Linked DNA regions of Homo sapiens: region 1 is linked to region 2. The links are chromatin contacts, found by Hi-C or POLR2A ChIA-PET in ENCODE. All regions are on one chromosome and are shown on one strand. The core of a region is the stretch at or near the end of the contact, and the rest is flanking DNA. Distances in the headings are between cores, read along the strand shown.

Region 1 (3,211 bases), core at 585-3,084, 85 kb after region 2:
TGCAATGTTAGTAACGGTAGAAAGAATACAGGACTGGAGGTCAGGAGAGCAAGGCTATAATCCTGTGTCTGCCACTGACTGTTTTTTAAAAATCATGTTATTTTTTATTTTTTTGAGACAGGATCTCACTCTGTTGTCCAGGCTGGAGTGCAATGGCACAATCGCAGCTCACTGCAATCTTGACCTCCTGGGCTCAAGCAATCCTCCTACCTCAGCCTCCGGAGTAGCTGGGACTACAGGTGCACACCATCAGGCCCTGATAATTTTTGTATTTTTTGTAGAGACGGGGTTTTGCCATGTTACCCAGGGTGGTCTTGAACCCCTGGGCTCCAGCGATCCTCACACCTCAGCCTCCCAAATTTCTGGGATTACAGGCATGAGCCAGTGCTCCTGGCCTAAAATTACTTTAATCATGTCTCTCTCTCTCTCTCTCAGATTCAATTTCTTCTACTCCTCCTCCTTTATCATCATCAACCTCATCATTATCATTATCATCTACTAAGCATCAGTACAACAATACAAACGCGGCATTTGTCATCGTGAGCACTTAGTAAGCACTAGCACTCTCTAAGCACTGTGATTATGTGTGATTGCCTATATAATTTTATCTGATTGCTGTGTTGACCTCACAAGGTGGGTTTTCTAGCATCAGTTTTACAGTTCAGCAACTGAAGGCTCAGGTCAAATGCATTGCCCAGGAGCACCCGGCTAAGAGGTGAAGAAGGCGTCAACCGCAGTGTGGTGAGGTTCACAAGCTTGTCTGTCACCTCCAAGCTTCGCTGTCCCCAGGGGCCTCTGGGACCTGCTGAGCTGCAATGCTTTGTGGTTCTTCTGATGCCTTCAGAAGGGGTATGTGAGACCACACGTTCAGGGGCTGGGGGGCTGCCTCCCGTTATAACTCATGAGAGTTCCTTTCTGACCCTCATTTTAAGTTCGTTTTACATCACGAGTGTTTTAAGGTTTTTGGTGTGTGTTTTTTTTTTTTTTTTTTTTTTTTTTTTTTGTAGAGTTAAAACACACTTTCCCAAGGTTGGCGGCTCAAATGTAGACTTTTAGACACTGTTTGGCTTGGCACAGCTTCCAAACGTCTCCCAGCCACTGTTGCTCTATATTTCTTTTTGCCAGGACATAGATCAGAAATAACTCAGCTGTGAAAAAAAATTATAAGCTTGCCGGCAGCCCGTGAAGGAGATGAATTGCTGGAGGGCTATTTTTCCCCCTTGAGTCAGAAGTGTGAAGGTAGGTGGGAGAAGGAGCAAGGTTTTGAAAGACCCATGTATATTTAGGGACCGGGATTGCTTCCATTTTAAGAAAGATGAGGGTTGAAGCATGCACGCTCCATCAGACAGTCCAGCGCTTTCCCTGCCAGGCTCTTGACGCCCGTCGGTTGGGCCTTCTGGTTAGGGCTGCTAAGATCCACAGGCCCAGCTTTGGTTGGTGTGATTCCAACTGGCAAGAAGCATTTTCATTTTGTGGCACGAAAACTTTTTTTTTGCAGGTCAGTTTTGAAGCTTTCTGTGACCATATCCTGGTTGAAATGCATTCCCCGGTACAGAGGGGAAGCTGTGATTAACAACGGGTGACGTGCAAATATGCTGCACGCATATAACAGCCATCACTCCATTATTCAACTTTCTCCATACATTTCTCCAGAGTCTTCATTGTTTCATGTCCACATCAAGGTTGAGAGCCCCTAACTTTCCCTTCCTCCTGGCCCTTGAAAAGCCCATGTAAGAGGACACACTGCAACAACAGCAACAGCAACCCACAGATACATCTGTGAATATGCTCTTGTGTGTGTTAAAAGAAAAGCATGGGCTCACGGCCAAGGCACACTCTGGAAAGTTCTCAGAGAGAGAGAGAGAGAGCTTCTGTTTCTGGCACTCTGCCAGATTCGATACCTTTAATCACTCCCCTGATTATAACCAAAATGCTGGATAAAATATTGTTTTAATCTTTGTTTTTTTTTTTACACATTGCTGAGTTAGCATGAAAGCAAGAAAGTTACGGATCTCCAACATGAAGCAAAGGTAGACGCCTTGGAGACTTGGAGCCTGTGTTTCCATAGCTGTGTGAGGTGCAAGGGACAGGAGATAAAGTCTGGGCTTCCCCCAAGGGGGGCTGTAATAGGAGACCTCTTCAAAGCCTGAGTCCAAAAGGTCTATGTCTAGAGTGTCAGAAAGAATGAAAAGCAAATCTCACCCCGCAGAGGAGAACAGAAAGGAAGCCTGCCTGCCCTGACCTTGACATTGGGTTGAGAGAAACATATCTCCACTGAGAATCTGTAACCACAAGCTGGCCCTCACGTGATTTTCAGTTTGAATTCCTGCTACTTGTGTGGTTTAAAAAAACTCAAGTTGAAAATTGAAACTGGCCCCTGCTTGATAGTACCCGCAGTCAGCTTGCAGAAGCAAACCTTAAACCTTCCTCGAGGAATTCAGCTACAATCTCAGCCTTATAGAAATGTCCACAAAGTCCCCAAGAAAATGAGCAGCTCCCAGTGAAAATTAATAAACTTCACAAGGAAGATAAGAGAACCAGCAGAAACAAGAGACAGTACAAGTGGAACCTTAGAGCTTTCAGATTTGAAATGATCACAGGCAGAATATACACTTAAAATAACTAGTTTTATGTTTTCAAACAATTAAAATTGAAGTTCAGGGAATAAGAGAGCATAAGGAACAACCAGGGCTGAGCGCGGTGGCTCACGCCCGTAACCCCAACACTTTGGGAGGCTGAGGTGGGTGGATCACTTGAGGTCAGGAGTTTGAGACCAGCCTGGTCAACATGGTAAAACTCTGTCTCTACTAAAAATACAAAAATTAGCTGGGTGTGAAGGCATGTGCCTGTAATCCCAGCTACTTGGGAGGCTGAGGCAGGAGAATGGCTTGAACCCGGGAGGCAGAGGTTGCAGTGAGCCGAGATCGTGCCATTTGCACTCCAGCCTGGGAGACAGAGGAAGACTCCATCTAAAAAAAAAAAAAAAAAAAAAAAAAAAAAAGGAACAACCAGATTTGAAAAAGAATCAAATAAAATGTACAGAAGTGAAAAATGTAGCATTTGAAATTTGAAATGAGCAGAGCGAGCAGCAGATTACACACAGCCAAAGAGAGGTTTAATAAGCTAGTAGAACCAAAGGAATTATCCAGAAAAATTAAGTGGCAGGGCCTAATGTACGTGTATTTAGAGTTCTAGAAGGAGCTAACAGAAT
Region 2 (3,167 bases), core at 268-2,767:
TATAGATGAGGAAACTTAGGTGCGGAGGGGCAAAGTCACTTGTCTAAAGTCCTACGTATGGTAAGTGGCAGAGGCAGGATTCAAACCCGGTGGTCTGACCCTGAAACCTCAGCTCTCAGTGACGTCGCCAGACCCCCCACTCTAGGAAGACACAGCAGCCTGCAGCAGCTGTCCCCAACACATGGAGCTTTGCCAGCTGCAACCCCACGAGCCCCGTCTCTTGACTCAGCTCAGGTTTACCATCAGCAGCACAACACGATAACAGGCTGGAGCACAGCACAGTGCCCCAAGGCTCTGTGCCCTGCAACTGATTTCAAAAACTCCGAGAATGAGGAGGTTTTTATTAAGAAAAGGCCCTGACCTCCGGCTGCCAAGATGGCTGTGGAAGGCTGCCAAGTGGTCTTTCCCACTCTCGGGGAGAGGCAGACCTCAGGGCCGACACTCATTTCTGACCAGAGGCCGCTGGCACAAAGGGCGCTATTGGCTGAAAACAGTCTTTATGGAGTTCTGGTCTTGAGCACAACAGCGTGTTTCAATTACCAGAGTCATAACCCCCTGCTCTGTCAGTTTGTTTAATGAAAGAAGGGCTTCTTAAACCTTAATGTTCCATGTCTGTATTGTCATTTTAATAGGCAAATATATAAAACCACAAAGGCGGCGTGAGCTACTGGCTGCTTCTAGCCAATCCCCGGTCCCTAACACACACACACACACACACACACACACACACACACACACTCTTCGGTGTTGAGCTTTTGATACACTTCTTTTTAACATAGACATCTTTTACTATTGGAACCAAAAGGATGTGAAAAGGTAAAGAGTTGGTGACCTGCACTGAACTGGGAGAGGACTTGGCTGTGGAGCGATTTGAGCCAGGTCCTATTTAGACTCATGGACGACAGACCACTTTACCACCTAAGACACCACACGGCTGCCTTTGAGGCCGACAGCGAGGCCATTATTCTTTGGCAAGCTCAAATGTCAGCCGTGTGGGCAGTCAGAGGAGGCAGGCAGAGCTCTGAACTCTAAAAGCCGCCAGTGGTTACAGCTAAAATGGTAGAAGTGGCCCTCGCTGAGAGGAGCCAGGTGATCGCACCATTCTGACTGGGGAAGCCTGGGGAGGAGGGAGAGGGACTATCCTCAGCACCTTTCTCCATTCAACAAAGCCTTGCTTAGGACCCCCTAGGGGCCCAGTGCCCATGCCACCTTTGCTGGGCGCAGCCCCTAGGGGTGGCGAGTGGTCGCCTCCCTCCCCTCCAAGCCTCAGCCATGTCTGCCCCTGGGGTCTGTCTCCAGCCTGCACTGGACCATGAAAAGCACCAAGCCAGGCCCCGTGTCCTACTCATCCTGCTAACAACACAAAGCAAACATCTGTGAGTGTTTATTATGTGTTAGGCGCAGGCCCACGCGATCCTCACAGCTACCTGGGTGACAGGTCATGTTATTGACCCCATTTTACAGATGAGGACACGGAGGCTCCGGGAGCTGGAGTAGCTTGAGTAGAGTGACACAGCACACCAGAGTGAAGGCGGGACCCAGCCCTGCGGTCTGGCTGCAGAACACGCGCCTTTGGCCCCAGGCTAAGCTGGCTGCGTCAGCGCATGTGCTCAGACCAATGCTGCGAAGAGCCGGCTGCTCCTCACACGAGCTGGAGTCCAGTGTCAACTTGAGCACGTGCACGTCAGCCCCAGATGCAGCTTGCCGTGAGGAGCATCGGGAAGGACCCAGCATTCCTGGGGTTAGTCCCATCTCTGGGCCTATAAGACCCTGTAGAGAACTGTGCTGGCATACACTTAACAATGGGACCTGGACATGGGCAGCTGTCCCTGGGACTCAGTTCGGACCCCTCTCATGTCACGGTTGTTACCTTCCTTCTCATGGTTCTCAGATTCCCTGCTCTGCGCCTTGGCTTCCCCAGCCCTATTAAAGGTCCGACTGTAAAGCAAACCAAACAGACACAGACTCTCAAATGCTGAGTTCCCAGTGCAGAAATGCTACCTCATCCCTGTCACGAGGAAGCTCCCTGGCGCCGCCCATCTGCAGCCATCTGGCCTGGCCACTCCTCACCTCACTGAAAGCTTGAAGCAAAGGGCGGTTGACGTAAGGCATCTACAAACCCTCAGTGACCTGGCAGGGCGGCTGGGCCTTGGGACAGGGCTGTTTACTCTACTAGGGAACAATGACTCGCCAGTGCTGATGAATAATGGGAAACAAATGCAGGGCCATGTAAACATGTCTTGTCCCCACTCCCAAGTGATAAAGTCCTGAGATGAAGCAGGTGGGAAGAGGGGGCTGCCCCTCTGCACCCTTTTCCCACTGCGGTCCAAACAGGCCTCACCCCCGGCCCCCGAGGAGGGGAGGAAATCATGGCTGCCAAATCTCTTGGGTGGCTTGAGGCCATGACCAGCATCTCTAGGGAAGGGCCTGAGGCCCCACACACGCCTCTTGCACCCCTGTGTCTCCAGCACTTCAAGTGGGCCCCACACTGAGGTCTGAAGAGCATCCAACTGCAGCAGCTGGGTCTGTGAGATGCCGCCCATGAGCCCAGGACAGACTGGGCTCACTTGGAGGCCCTGGCCAGGCCTGGCAGGGCACTATGAGAAACAGTACTTTGGCCCTCTCCAAGAGGTGCTGTGAGCCCAGCACACACCGCCCCATGGTCCCCCAGCATTTGGCACACTCTATTATGAGAGGTGTCCTCATGGAAAAGGGGAACCCACACCTGGGAGTCAGGCTCCCTGAGTTCTGCCCCTGTCTTGCCCTGTAGCCTGTGGGCGATGCCCAGGCCTTATCCCTGGGAAGTGCTCCCAGAGCTTGAGGGATTGCAGACTGCGTCCTCCAGGAAGTCCTCCTGGAATGCCTGTGGTGTGTGCAGCCCTCCTCCTTCTCTGCCCCGTGGAACTGACTGTCAGTGCATGGATGGGTCCTGTGTGGCTGGCCCCGTGTGAGAATCCCAGCCCACCCCCAAGCCCTCACACAGAGGTGAGCGTTGAGGCTGGGCGGGGTTGCCAGCCTCACTACCATAAATAACGGCAATTGCTGCCAGCGAGGCCCCAGCTCAGGCATTATCTTAATAAATCCACACAACAGCTCCACACCGGGGGCATTATTCTTATTATCCCTGATTCTCAGGTGAGAAAACTGGGGCCTGGAGATGGAGAGAG

The links. A loop is a pair of places that touch in the nucleus more often than their neighbours do. ChIA-PET counts read pairs that join two places held with the same protein, here RNA polymerase II (POLR2A). Pooled maps may share reads with other maps.
Region 1: a loop to region 2 is called in a pooled map, with 1.8 times the contacts of the local background. The contact joins two enhancer-like sites. A Hi-C loop is called at or near these places in 1 of 168 maps with a recorded cell type or tissue (endodermal cell) and 2 of 50 pooled maps. POLR2A ChIA-PET finds 5 or more read pairs at or near these places in 2 of 52 experiments (MCF 10A and PC-9).

What each region holds. Positions count from the first base shown.
Region 1 is chr22:43,376,297-43,379,507 of GRCh38, forward strand. All of the region lies in intron 3 of LOC105373053 (a long non-coding RNA gene), which reads right to left. Among named protein-coding and RNA genes, the nearest start is that of LINC01639, 22 kb to the right of the region's middle. Within about 2 kb of position 1,835, at least 6 of the 41 ENCODE cell types and tissues checked have a DNase peak (open chromatin) inside an H3K27ac peak, as active enhancers do.
Region 2 is chr22:43,291,859-43,295,025 of GRCh38, forward strand. All of the region lies in intron 3 of SCUBE1 (signal peptide, CUB domain and EGF like domain containing 1), which reads right to left. Among named protein-coding and RNA genes, the nearest start is that of SCUBE1-AS1, 18 kb to the left of the region's middle. RefSeq lists enhancers at 1,307-1,824, 1,885-2,179. Within about 2 kb of position 1,518, at least 9 of the 41 ENCODE cell types and tissues checked have a DNase peak (open chromatin) inside an H3K27ac peak, as active enhancers do.